Linked DNA regions of Homo sapiens: all the other regions are linked to region 3. The links are chromatin contacts, found by Hi-C in ENCODE. All regions are on one chromosome and are shown on one strand. The core of a region is the stretch at or near the end of the contact, and the rest is flanking DNA. Distances in the headings are between cores, read along the strand shown. Region 1 holds the start of MMGT1 (membrane magnesium transporter 1). Region 2 has its middle 13 kb from the start of LINC00892. Region 3 holds the start of SASH3 (SAM and SH3 domain containing 3).

Region 1 (4,626 bases), core at 322-2,821, 6.2 Mb after region 3:
AGTGTAAAAGAAACATCAAACCAACACCAAAAATCGATTTTGACTAATCTCCTATCTGGTTCAATTCCTAGCTAGCTTGCTAGTTTGCATGAAGCCTCGCCTGCTTCTAACACTACCTTTAACCAGGAATTTCCTCATCTGTAAAATGAAGGGGTTGGACTTCAGTGAACTCCAAAGGCCCTTCTCGCCCCACAATCATATAATTCTACAGTTAAAGCTTACTGTAGAAAATGACACAGTACTCCAGTGTATCCTAATCTCTTCCAGGACAGTGTTTCTCAAACTAATGCGCATACAAATCACCCTGGGATCTTATTAAAACCCAGATTCTGATTGAACAGGTCTGGCCTGAGTATCTTCTAATTACCTGCCAGGTGGTGCTCATGATGCTGGTCTGTTGATCACACTGTAAGCAGCAAGGATCTAGGATACTTTCCTTAACCTCCCAGTTCCCCCAAAATATGACTGTCCCTGCTTCCATGCATCCTTATATACTTTTAGCATATCACTTTATTGTAACTACTTCTTGATCCACTTGTTTTCCTTTAGACTTTGAACTGGCTCAGGGCATCACTGTATCTCTAGCACCTAAACACAGCGCAATTTCAAACAGCGACCCAAAACTGAATTTCATAACGCAGTGTAGCACAAATCTTTTGCCCAACGTCACACAGATGTAGCGGTAATGCAAGTTTTTAACAACCAGTCCTTTAGACTCCCAGTCCAGTGCTCTTTCTCCTGTACCACAGTGCCTCCCTGAGGCAATCGGTCACTTAACTACTCAGTCTCTGCCTGGACAGCCCAAGAGTGCCCAAGATGTTGTCCACTTGGTTGTCGTGGGACCATGAGCAACCAGAGTCCTCAATCTCACAACTGTGCCTGATCTGCCCCATGCTGGATCTGACATCACTTGTCCTGGATTCCTGGAGACTCCTATTCTGAACCCTCTCCCAGACACCTCCTTCCAACCTTCCTGCAATTTCAGGTGCCACACTCTCTCCAAATTCAAACTCCGAACCTTCCACTGGGAACTCCTGCACTGATTTTCTTAGTCACCCCAAACTGTAAGGTCTCAAAGGACCATTAATCTGACACTCGGTCCGATGGTCCCTTAGAAGTGCGCCCACACACCGCCCCTAGGGTTCCACACCGAAGCGGTCCCCGTGCCCCAGGCACTTACGCTGCGCAGCGGAAAAGGCGGCGTGGGCTAGGGCAAAGAGACCGATGCCCACCAGCCCCTTCCACAGCGACGGCGCCATGATGCCGAAGGAGCAGCAGCCCAGCAAAAGAAGCGAAGGACGGCGGAGCTGTTTCTTCTTCCACCGGCGGGTGTCCGCGCGCCGCAGAAAGATGACGTCACTGAAGTCCTGAGCGCAAAGTGTCTCAGTGGTGGAAAAGCCAGAGGGCTGTGAGAAAACGGAAACAGGAATGCCGGGAAGAAGCAGAAAGCTACACGGAAAAAGGTCCGCGAGAACCCACGAACCTGCGCTATGGAGGCCTCTCTAGGAGGGCCGGAGCCCAACGGAGTCATAAACGAAGAGGCGAAAGCGGGAGCTACGGGGAAGCGAAGAGGAAGGGCGCCGGCAAATGGGGGCAGGGCCAGTGGCGAGAACAGGGTGGGGCAGAGGGACGGGGGCCTGCGTAGAGAACGTGTGGGGGCGAGGGGCGGGGTAGGCAGACGGGCGGGGTGGGGAAGACGCGCGGGGCCCGCACGAGGGTGGGTGTAGCCGAGGGGCGGGGCCAGTGGGTGGGTGGGTGGGCGTAGCCGGGGGGGGGGGGCCCTGGTGGGTGCGGTCGAGTGGCGGGGCCTGCGGGGAGGATGGGTGGGGCCGAGGGGCGGGGAGGAGGTGGGGCCGAGGGGCGGGGAGGAGGTGGGGCCGAGGGGCGGGGAGGAGGTGGGGCCGAGGGCGGGGCCTACGGGAGGATGGGTGGGGCGTAGGGGGCGGGGCGGAGGGGACGGAGAGTGGGTGAGGGCCGAGGGGGCGGGGAGGAGGTGGGACCGAGGGGCGGGGAGGAGGTGGGACCGAGGGGGCGCGGAGGAGTGGGACCGAGGGGGCGGGGAGGAGGTGGGGCCGAGGGGCGGGAGGAGGTGGGGCCGAGGGGCGGGGCTGGGGGCGTTGGGGAAAGGCGGTAGGTGCTGGATATAGACCCCTGACAGTTGTGTTTTGTGGGTTGGTTGGTTTTGGCTTTTTGTGAAACTGTGCCTTTTGTTTTCTGTAGGCCTTTCCTGTGCTTCAGCTCCCTGGAAACTGGCACTGCAGAAGGAGGCAAGGGTGTTAAAACGAGGAGGCAGTGTCAGGACAAAATCCCAGGATCTGGAACCCCAAATACTTGGCTCGCGGGAAGTGCTCAGTAAACCATTTTAAGGTCCTGGAGAAAGATTCGCGCAAAAAGAGGTGTAGCGCGGGGGGAGTGTTTTGTCGTGAAAAGAACCAGCTTACATTAAGGAAGAAATGAAAGAGGAAATTTTAAAATGCTAATAACGCAGCCTTCTTGCCTTGTCTCTATCTCTGATCCGGGTAAAATGTATACTCCTCTGCCCATTTTTCTTTGTCTTCATCTCCTGAAATGTAGACATTTAATAGTGAGCTTCTCCCCTTGACCTCATCACTCTGCTGTCCCCTGGGGAGCTCACCCATTCATTCCCACCGCTTCAGCCAGCAAAGGTATTACAGTGATTCCAAATCGACATCTCTATCACAAATATCTCTCCTTAGCTCCAGGGCTGCATTTCTGACTACCAGATAGGCATTTATTTCCTGTGGCACTTAAAACGTAATATGGCTAAAATGGAATTCATCCTTTTTTTCCAAATTCTGCACCAGTTCCTCCAGTGACCCCTGACTGAGTGGCAAAGCTTTGTAAACTGCATATCACAAGGTAAATGCAAAGTATGATCACCATTCTTTTCCTTTAACCCAATCAGAATTCTACGTTTTAGTTGCATCAATTTGCTTTTGCTCAAAGATGCGTCCTATCCTGACCACCCCTTTTAAATGTGCAAAATTCCTATTCCTGATCCCCTTATTCTGTTCTACTTTTTATATCACCTTCTAACATACTATATAATTTAACTATTTATGTTTGTTGTGTTACTGTTTACTGTCTGTCTTTCCCCACTGGAATGTAAGCTCTGAGAGAACAGAGATTTCTCTGTACCTAAAACTTTGACTGTCATGTGATAAGCATTCAATAAGTGCTTGTTGAATGACAAATGAATTCCGGAAAATAATTGGGACAGTATCCCTATTTGAAAGGATCTCTACAGAGAGTCCTTCCAATCTTTTGAATTGGGCTCAAAAATCCCCATGGACTTGCATGTACTCTCACATTTTGACAACCTTTTGATTGTAAACATTTTCTGATATGCTTGAGCTTCCTCAAAGCTGGAAAAACAAATAAGACATCTCATTAGCTGGGCATAGTAGCACATGCTTGTAGTCCTAGCTACTTGGGAAGCTAAAGAAGGAGGATTGCTTGATCCCAGGAGTTCAAGGCTACAGTGAGCCATGATTATGCCACTGCACTACAGGCTGAGTGACAGAGCGAGACCCTTTCTCTAACCAAAAAAAAAAAAAAAAAAAAGTAGAAGAAGACATCTAAAATTAATCATATTTCCTCAACTTTACTTATATAATTTTTGTCCTGGATCTCATTTTCCAAACCTTTAGTCATGTTCATTATTCTTTTCTGGGCCCTTTCCAATTTCTTCACCTCTAAGCCAGAATTTTACACAATACTTGATGGATGTCAAGTGCAGTATAATGCATTCCTTACAAATGTAGTTCTATTTATACAATCAGGAAGAACCAGGAGATAATCTCTCTGTAGTTGACAGGAAAGTGCTTCCTTCTCCGCCCCTGGGAGGTAATAAGGTAGAAAAGATAGTTGACCAAAAAAATCTTACAACTTTGTTTTGTCTAAAATAATGGTCAGATTGAAATTAGCCTTTTCAGATCCCCTGTAAAATTACCCCTTCTTCCAGACCAGCCTGGCCAACATGGTGAAACCCCATCTCTACTAAAAATACAAAAAATTTGCCGGGCGTGGTGGTGGGCCCCTGTAATTCCAGCTACTCAGGAGGCTGAGGCAGGAGAATCGCTTGAACCCAGGAGGCGGAGGTTGCAGTGAGCCGAGATCACGCCATTGCACTCCAGCCTGGGCAACAAGAGTGAAACTCCATTTCCAAAAAAAAAAAAGAAAAAAGAAAAAAACCCTTTTAATATCAATTTATCTGAAGCAGAAAATGATTAGGAGTTTTCTTATAGGACCTGAGATCTGGTTCTTTTCCTTTAAAAAGATGAAGTTATAGGAAAAAAGAAATTCAATAATGAATCTGGTATTTGTATAAACCACCAATGCATTATCCTAGTCTTCAGGGAGATCACCCATGTCCAGATATTGAGTTTTGTTTTCTCTATTGCCCTCTTAAGATGCATTTCTCACTCTTTTTTTACCTCTTTACCCATATACTGAATGCAAGAGAAACTAGCCTCGTTTCACATTTTCTAGTAATACATGGTTAAATTATGTTCAGGGAGTGAGATTTTAATTGTCTTTTCTGTAGATTCCAACCTGAAGGGAAGCCAAGGTATTCATAGTCACAGTTACCAAGGACTGTATCAT
Region 2 (4,757 bases), core at 1,951-4,450, 6.8 Mb after region 3:
CTTCTGCTCTTCTCTCCACTCCTCACCCGTCTCACCTCCACTACCAGTTGCTCATCCCTATTTATTGTTGGACTAAACAAAGATGACATGGTATGCATTGAATTGTGTCCCTTGAAATTAATGGATCAGAATCTCTGGTGTTGGAGTCTTGGGATTTGCATTTTAATGAGTTCCACTGCTCTAAGATCTCCTTCACCTTCACATTTCATGAGTCTATAACATATTATCCACTTTGCCCCATCCCCATAATCTATTTAGAAACAGGATCATGTCTGGGTCTTGTGCTGCTCTTGCCTTCTGGTTTGATCCTTAGTACTACTGGTGATTGAAATCCTAACCCTGGTACTTCAAAATATGACCTCATTTGGAAATATGGTTATTGCAAATGTAATTAGTTAAGATGAGGCCCCACTGGCGTAGGGTGAGCTCTTAATCCAATATAACTGCTGTCCTTATAAAAAGGGGAAATTGGGAGACAGACACGAACACACATACAGACACACGCACACACACACACACACACACGCACACAGAGACAGAGAGAGAGAGAGGGAGAGAGAGAATGCTATGTGAAGATGAAGGCAGAGATCGTTATGAATGCATCTACATACCAAGGAACACCAAAGATTGTCAGCAAACCATCAGGAGAGAGATAAAACAGACCCTCCCTCTGCATCTCCAAAAGGAACCAATCCTGCTGACACTGTGATTTTGTACTGCCAGTCTCCATAGTTGTGAAACAATAAATTTCTGTTGTTTAAGCCACACCCAGTTTATGGTACTTTGTTACAGCAGCCCTAGCAAACTAATACGCTATATATATGTGGTCAATTAATATTTTTGTTTTTGGCTAGGTAAGGTGACCAGATGTTCAAGTTTTTAATACTGTGTATATGTCAAGGGGTCGGGTCTCCTGGGGAAAGTTCTCAACAGAATAGATATATTCGAGGGCCCAGGGATCCAGATGTGTAACTGGATGTGAAATAGCTGGCTGGCTTAGCCAACAGAAATGACACTTTGTCCTTACAGCCTGGCACTCTGGCCCCAAGGAAGTCTGTGTTGCAGTTCAGTCAGTTTACAGGGAACAATGAAGCTGAGGGGGCCAGATCCTTCTTGTGGGTGCCCCTCCCCTGCTAGCACAGCCCATTCAGTCTAAAGCTTCTAGTGAGCAGTAATACTGGCTGTAGCTGGAAACAACAGGCCAACTGGAATCCTTGGCCATTGGTACACACTCACATGGAAAGCCCGGAAGGAAAAAGGACTCTCACTAGGACCATCACAGAGAGGAAAAGGCCCTGGGCTGAGTAACCTGGCATCTTAATTTTGTTCTCAAGGCCCTTGAGCAAATGACCAATGTCTCAGGGCCTCTGTTTGCTACTTTGTAAAATAAATGGGCTCTATAACCATCCTGCTAAGGTAGGCTTTCTCAAAGTAGCCCAGCATGGACCACTGGCAGCACAATCACCTGATGTATTTGTTCCCAGCCCGGATCCACTGGATCAGAATCTCTGGTGTTAGAGTCTTAGAATCTGCATTTTTAATAAGTTTCATTGCTCTAAGATCTCCTTCACCTTCACATTTCATGAGTCTATGATGTATTACCCACTCTGCCCCATCCCTATCATCTATTTAGAAACAGGATCATGCCTGGACCCCATGCTGCTCTTAGCTTCTAGTTTGATCCTTAATACAGCTGATGATGTCCTCAAGTGCTTTCTAGCTGTGAAAGCCATATTTCCACTTCCAGCAAAGAATGATCCAGAGCAAGGAGAAAAGCAAAAATAAAGCTTTAGTGAGAAATAGTTTTGAAAGTACTAGCTTAACATAAACTTTTGATATTGCCTGGCTTTTAATTTTCCAGAACCTGTTTGTCCCTCATGAACACAAACGATCAGTAGGTACCCTCACTATTTCCTTGAACTCATTCCTTTGACCAAAAAAAAAAAAAAAAAAAAAAAAACGGAGAGAAGGGTAGGTTCACTAATCATTTGAGTTCTACCAAACATCACATAATTGTTTTGCATATCAGTATTTTGTCCTTTCCTGCTAAAGGTCTTTCCTTGGGTTTGCAAATAGAAGTTTGAGAAGAGTCCTGGTACTGACTGAGCTTTCTTGGTAATGTCACGAAATTTCCAACCACAAAGTCAATCTTCATTTGAGTCAGAGCAATTAGAGGAAGACTAATGGCTGTGGACAAACTACTGAAATATTTTACTGAGGAAGCTAAGTAGGCAATTCAAATGGGAGAGACTTTTTGTAAGGGTGGAGTACCATCTGCCACCTTCTAGCAGGGAAATGAACAGAAGCTGTTCTTAAAGATGAGGAAAAAATTTGAGTATTCAAGATTCCCTCTGACGAACTGTAGGGAATGGCATTGAAGGATGTTTTACTGGGCCTTATTGTGACACCTGTTTTTCACAGTATTTCTATAATTCAAAGTTTAAACTTTGATTTTCAAATCATCTGGCATTGCCCACATTCCAGTACCTGGGATGCTTGAGTTTGGTTCCTCAGGAAAAGCTGCTTATTTCAATTGATCTAGGAAACTATTGACCAAAGTCAATAACTCTTGGGCTCAGTTTAAAAAACATACTGTAGAGTCAGTTAGAAAAGCACAGAAAGGTCTTTTTTTTTTAGCAGAATGTTGGCTAAAGGGCTAGTACCCTGTTTAGAAGTCAGAATAGCTCTTAGTATACCCAAAGACACCAAATGTTCAAATGACTTTTTTCGCTTGAGAACACAATGGTGCTGGTGGCTTTGTTATTTCCTGAGGTTTGGCAGCCAGTGATGAAGATTTCCTTGTATCAAGAACATGCTTCTTTCATGTAATCTAGGATACTAAAAAGGGTCCATCCTAATAAAAGAGGCCCATGATGCAAATGGTTTGGGTTGGCAATTCCTGTGCAAATCAACAACCACAAATTATAGATTTCAAAGAGTCCTAAGCATTAACTGGCCTCTAAGTAAAACTTAGGGTTAGAGGTTTTCAGCAATGTGACAAAATGCAGTCATTCTTATCAGGATTATAGAGTCTCAGTGACACTTCCATCAGCTGAGCCAGTTAGTGTCAGAAAGATTCTGCTTCTCATGTTGGGATTTAACTTGATGTCCTCCAAGTTGCTAGAATCTTCTTAATTGGTTACCACGGGGGTGGGGTGTAAACCCACCGGGGCACACTCTCCAGCAAACCAAACAACCAGATTAAAAGGATGTGGGAGAGGCTTACACACACACAACCCCCACATCAAGGCCACTGAAACACCTCTTTAGCTGGGAGTAGGTCATGTAGGTGATAGGTGCCAATATAGGATCTAAGTTTGAGGGTGGGAGACTTGGGTCACTAAAAATGACTCATCCAGTGGTACTCATACATACTCCATTTCTCGTGAACTTGATGCGGCTCATGCAGCTCCAACTTAAGGGTCTTTGAAGAAATGACTATCCCTGCCAGAAAAAGTAAAAGCTCTTTGAGGACAGAAGTCATATCTTGAACCTCTTAACCTTGTATCTATTGCAGAGAAATAGGAGAAAAAACACAATTTCACAGTGATGTGATGTCATTAAAGGGAAATATTTTATCATCTTGCCTTCTAAAACAGTGGCTATTAAAATATGAGGCAACATAGAAAAACGCTTATTAGGAAAGGCTAAGTGAAAAAAAGCAGGATGCAAAAATTACATGTATTCTATTATTATAACCATGAAAAAAATATATAAAAATAAGACTAAGAAGGAAATATGACAACAATAGTTATGTTAGAAAGGTAGGTTTTTGAGTAATTGGTAATTGTATTCCTTTTCTCCTTTTTTGGTAATATTGTTAAATTACTTTTATGCTTTTTCAGAATTTTATTTAAAAGAGGGGTTTCTGTGCAGGTATTATACAATCAAGTCCCCAGGCTGAAACCATGAGTTGATTTTTCCCCTCACCTACCCCAGTCTTCCAGAAACAGAGAATCTCAATGGGTTGAGCAATAATCCATCCTCTAAGGGTTGCCCAGGAGAGGCACTCAGCTGGGCTCTTGGCTCTCAGTAATAAGGCCAGAGAAACTGAGTCACCCCAGCCCAAGAGCCATCAGCCTCATTCCCTTCTGTTCCTCTAAGTTGAAGCCTTGGTGCAACCCATTTTTATGAGTGCCTGCCAGGGTGGTTTTAGAAAGCTGAGCCTCAGGAGGAGGATAAGGAACAGTTGGGAGCACCCAATTTCAGCTCAGTGTGGATGGTCCTCAAGTAGGGAAGACAGAGGAAATGTGCATTGGGTACAAGATGGCGCCTCCTCTTCCTGGGAAGGAAGATGACCTTTGTGGCTAAGATTTTCCACTTAGAGCTTTTCCTGGTCTCACAGATCATCAAACGAATCACCAGATTTACCAAAATATTTTTGTGGGGGCCGCTTACTACATTGACCAAAAATATCTCAAAAATACGTTTAAGCCCATTTAGCCATTGTTTATTAAAAAAATGCGGAGTGAAGGTATAGGGCACCAAAGATTCATACCTTGCCCTTGTTCTGCAGCTCATAAACTAATTGAGGAGACAAAAAACAGTTAAGTACCATTGCCTGGTGCTACATAATTAAGTGCCAGGTAAATGGAAGAGAATTCCTAGGCTATCAAACAACAACCTCTGCGAATTACTCCACCACCCTCCAGGCTTTGGAGCTCTTGCCACTTGATTAGGTTTCAGTACTTGATGGTTATGGAAAGTGCCTGAGAGCCAGTGTTCAAATCAACTTGTTTACAAAATCAGTTCCTAAC
Region 3 (4,503 bases), core at 210-2,709:
AGCCTGGGAGACAGAGTGAGAGACTCCATCTCGAAAAAAAAACAAAAAAGATACTGTGTTTAGTGTGAAAAGCAGACACCAATAGTGTGAATTATGACCTTTTTTAATTAAAAAATTTTAAACAGCTTTATTGAGGTATAATGGAGCTACAATAAACTGCACATATTTGAAGTATACAATTTGATACGTTTTGACATGTGTATTCCCCCATGAAATCATCACCACAGTCAAGATAGTGAACATATTCATCACTCCTAAAAGCTTCCTGTTACCCTGTGTGATGTCTCCCTTCCCTTCTCTCCCCTCCCCTTCTCCCCAAACCAATTATCTGTTTTCTGAGCAGTATGATTTTTGTAAAAAGAAAAAAAATGTTTATAGACAGAGAGTAGATAGATGCTTAAAACAGTGTAGAGGACAATGATGGGAAATTTTGAAATTTTTTTTGTTTATGTGTTTGTGAAATTGTATGACAAATACAAGTTGCTTTTGTAATACCAAGAAGTTATTAAAGTTATTAAAATCTGCCACAGACAACCCACAAATTGAATATACTGCATAGGTGTTTGATAAATGCCTGTTGGATACTTGCTAGAGGTGTGGAGTTGGCTGTAAGTGCTTTTCAGCTGTGGTGGTGATAAATATACTCATGATGGCTGAGGGGTACTGACTGGAGGGGTGACTGCTCTAGTGATGATGGCTTTAGGTGTACTGATGGCTGTAGGAGTGATGGCTGCAGGGCTGATGGCTGCACGGATGTGATGATGGTTGTAGGAGAGATGACTGTAGGGACGATGGTTATAGGGGTGAGAGGGTCATGAGTGCGGTTGGCTGTAATGTCCAGAAGGGTGACAGCTGTAAGGATGATGGCTGGAAGGGTGATAGCAGCAATGGTGATGACTGTAGAGGTGATGGCTGAAGGATGTCAACTGTAGAGGTGATTACCATAGTGACAATGGCTATAGGTGTGCTGATGGCAGCGGGGATGGCTGCAGGCCTGATGGCTGTAGGGGTGATGGCTGTATGGTGATGGCTATTGATAGGAGTGATGGTAGCAGTGGTGATGGTCACAGGGGTGATGGTAGTGGTAGTGATGGCAGTGACGACCTTGAAGACGTGAGTTGACCGGGAGCATTGATCCAACAGGCAGCCAGATGGTCCAACTTCTGGTTTCTGGATTCTGGTCAGTGAGATAAAGGGCTTGGGTACGCCATATAATGTCGAGCTGATTGTCCACCTCTAGGAAGATGGAGCAGAAGGACTGATGATGATCGACATGAGACAACAAGGTAGGGACTTTCTCTGACTGTTCAACCCAAGAGCCGTCTGCATCAGAATCTCTGGAGACTGAAGCTTGGACTTCCTTCCTCCCTAGGGGCCGGCAGGGGCTGCGATTGCTGTAAGAGTAGGTCACGTGGCAGGGCTTCCTGTATGCTGCTGCTGCCGGGTGTCCATGGCCCGCACCCCCAAGCTGCCACTGCAGCAGTCAGAGTGGCAGCTGAAGGCTCGGTTCATGCCGTGCCCCCGGGCAGTTCTGGTGAGGCTAAGCAAGAGGCCTCTGCATCTTGACACCTAGGAGAGCAGGGACGGAGTCTCCCAGGGTGGAGGACCATGCTGCGCCGCAAGCCCTCCAATGCCAGTGAGAAGGAGCCCACTCAGAAGAAAAAGGTGAGGAGCATTTTGGGAACTCACATCTTCCTTTCCTCTGCTTGCTCGACCCATCCCTTCCAAGACTCTTGGAAGTGGGAAGAGCCAAAGGCCATATGTTGAGTCTGTAGGTGAGGGCCACTCACCTAGAAGGCAACGGGACAGGGACCCAAAGGTTAACAGAAGTACAGAAGAGATGTTTAAAATTCTGGAGCAACAGAGTTACAGAATAGATCCTTAGAAATCTAGAGTCATGCAATTCAACCCTAGAAGAATGGGAAAAAAGATCTAAAATTAGGGGCCAGAATCTTAGACTAGAATTTGAGAATAACAAAATACAATGCTTAAGCTGAACCCTAAGCTTGTACTTAACTATCTCTCCTCTACGCTGGTCCTGCTGCCACTTCTGCCCCGGCCACGGCCTCTCAGGAGCCATCTCACTCAAAGGGCCCTGCTGGGCTGCCCAGCTTGGAGCCATGATGCTCACAGGACTGCCACCCCCTCCTCCACTTTGGCCATGGCCCAGACCCTGCCCACTTGGCTCAGCTCTGTGGTAGCTCCCAGGCCCTACCCGAGATGGAGCCAACCTGGAGATGGGGGCCTGAGGCCATTCCAGTCTTGGGGGAAAAGGCATCCGGAAGTGCAGTGGGATGCAGGGGGCATACAGGTTCTTCCTGGGTGGGGAATGAGAAATTAAGTTGAGGTGGTGAGTAGGAGTGAAGGCTGAGGAGGGAGGATTTTAAAGGCCAGGAGGAAAAACAGCTGTCATGGATGGCTGAGGTGTTCATCCCCCTGGGGCAGAGACCGGACTGGAAGAATCCTTGAAGGCTGTGCCAGATCTAGGATTTTGTGGTTGAATTTGAGGATTTCCAGATTTCTTTGGTTGGGTTTGAGGATTTCTAGACCTAATTCTTTAATTCAATTGAAGGATTCTCCCAGACAATCAGCAAGTATATCCTACACATCCAATGGGATGCTAGGACAGTCCCAAAGCAGGCCTGAACTAGGTCCAAGAGGCCCAGGCTATCCCCCGCCAATTTTCCCTGGAACTCAGCCCAGGTGCCCTATGGTGGATCCCCCTTGTCAGGGGAGTAGCTCAGAGATGGAGGCCAAGGCAGCTGAAAGACTGAGACTCGGGGCAGTGGGGTGTGCATCCTGCCCCAGCTCTCAGGTCCTGGGGTGGCTGCCACTTCCGGCTGTATTCTCCCCACCCCAGCTGCTTCTCTAAGGTTGCAGTGGTGGTGGGCGGGGGAGGGGGGAGGTTCATGAATCTTCACACGGGCTCTGTCATCCCCGTCCAAACCCTGCAGGGTGCTAGGCCCAGCAGGACTGCCATTGGCTGCCACTCCTAAGAGAGCAGGGCCACTTCCCCTTGCTCTCTGGCTGGTGGGGGTGGGAAACAGAGATTGCTCTATAGACACTGCTAGGCCTCAAACCACAGGGGCGCTGAGCTGGAGGAAAGTGTGAGAAAGAGCTGACACTTTGACACTGGGACCCTGTGCCACATCAGGAAGACGTACCTAGGGGCACACAGAAGCCAGAAGTCCCCTTTTTCTTTCCCAGCTTCAATTACCCAGATTCTGTGTTCGGCAGGCAAGTGGGCCCCTGGGATTTCCCCAGGTCTCTCCCAGGAGAAGGGGTCCTTTCGGGGAGAGTAGTCCAGGCAAACCCCACCCCAACCCCTGCCAGAGCCGGTGCCAGCCTCCAGAGCTGGGATGAGCTTGCCTCCACACACTCTGCTAGCCCCAGACTATGGAAATGTCCCCCAGAAGCCAAGCTTCCAGAAGGTACAGAGCATCTTCCCCAGGCCCAGAGGCAGCGGGCTGGCTGAATCACTGCTAGTCCCTTCTTCTCAGAGGCTGAGATGACGTGGTGGAGAGGAAAGCACAAAGGCAAGAGAGGCCTCTTTCTCCTGCCCCTGCTTCTCCTCTTGGGCCTGCCAATGGAGAATGTGCCAGACAGGGGGCAAGAAAGCTGAGCTGGAATCCTACCACGCTCTAGCTGTAGGACCTTGGACAGCTCATTGACTTTCTTTGGGCCTCAGTTTCCTCGCCTCTGAAAAGGAGGATAACTCCTAATCTGCCCCCCTCAAGAGGTTGTACAGATCACCCAAAAGAATAGATGTGAGAGTACCCTGTCACAAGTGTGCACGTGCATACCACACAAGGGGGTGCCTGCTGTAGGCATGGGTGGGGATAGGGAGACACTGCAAAGAAGAATGAGCCATGCCCCCAGTGCTGGCACAGAGAACACAAGACTTAATAGTACTAAGAGCCACCACAGAGTGAGAGCTCATGGGATGCCAGGCACGGTGCTGTGCATCTCTTACCTTGTTCACTCCCCACGACAACCTGGTGAGGTAGGGGCAGATATTGTCATTATCCCTATTTGACACTTGAGGCTCACAGAGGTGAAGCAACTTGCTGAAGGTCACACAGCTGGGAAGCTGCCGAGCAGGGATCCAAGCCAAGATTTGTCTGACTCCAGAATCTTGACCCCTTCTCTCTCCACTCTCTTGTCCCCTTGTTGATCTCAAAGGCGCTAGAAGAGTCTGATGAGCATAAAAGATTCAACCCATCAGCAGGAGAGCTCCGTGGGGCAGACCCAGATAGCTGTGGAATGAGTGACCTTCCAGCCAGCAGAGCAGAGGAGGGTGCGGGCCCTCTAGAATGGTAGGGCTAGGACATGGCGCCTCCCATGGATCGTGAAGGATTGGAGAGGCCCCAGGGTTGGGAGACAGACCTCTTAGCTGCCCTTTGGAGACTTTCACTTCCTTCAAGTTCTTGCTCTGCAAGCCCTTTGATCTGATTTCACCCAAAGGCCAGTGTTGGGGTATAGGAAGTGGAGAGGGATTTTTCC

The links. Hi-C counts contacts between places; a loop is a spot of excess contacts on that map. Pooled maps may share reads with other maps.
Region 1: a pooled map shows a loop between it and region 3 (3-fold over the local background). The contact joins the promoter of MMGT1 here to the promoter of SASH3 in region 3. A Hi-C loop is called at or near these places in 4 of 50 pooled maps.
Region 2: a loop to region 3 is called in a pooled map, with 3 times the contacts of the local background. The contact joins the enhancer-like site here to the promoter of SASH3 in region 3. A Hi-C loop is called at or near these places in 2 of 50 pooled maps.

What each region holds. Positions count from the first base shown.
Region 1 is chrX:135,972,417-135,977,042 of GRCh38, forward strand. It overlaps MMGT1 (membrane magnesium transporter 1), which reads right to left and starts at 1,572. Exons shown (of 4, transcript NM_173470.3): 1 at 1,181-1,572. The coding sequence starts at 1,259. It also overlaps a transcript of SLC9A6 not described here. RefSeq lists an enhancer at 1,121-1,650 and a silencer at 1,661-1,770.
Region 2 is chrX:136,624,316-136,629,072 of GRCh38, forward strand. No RefSeq gene overlaps it. Among named protein-coding and RNA genes, the nearest start is that of LINC00892, 13 kb to the right of the region's middle. Within about 2 kb of position 3,201, at least 3 of the 41 ENCODE cell types and tissues checked have a DNase peak (open chromatin) inside an H3K27ac peak, as active enhancers do.
Region 3 is chrX:129,778,490-129,782,992 of GRCh38, forward strand. It overlaps SASH3 (SAM and SH3 domain containing 3), which reads left to right and starts at 1,460. Exons shown (of 8, transcript NM_018990.4): 1 at 1,460-1,665. The coding sequence starts at 1,609. LOC124905215 (a long non-coding RNA gene) reads right to left here and starts at 4,045. Exons shown (of 2, transcript XR_007068328.1): 1 at 3,974-4,045; 2 at 86-1,790. RefSeq lists enhancers at 1,211-1,370, 1,621-1,700, 1,751-1,810, 3,078-3,257, 3,368-3,417.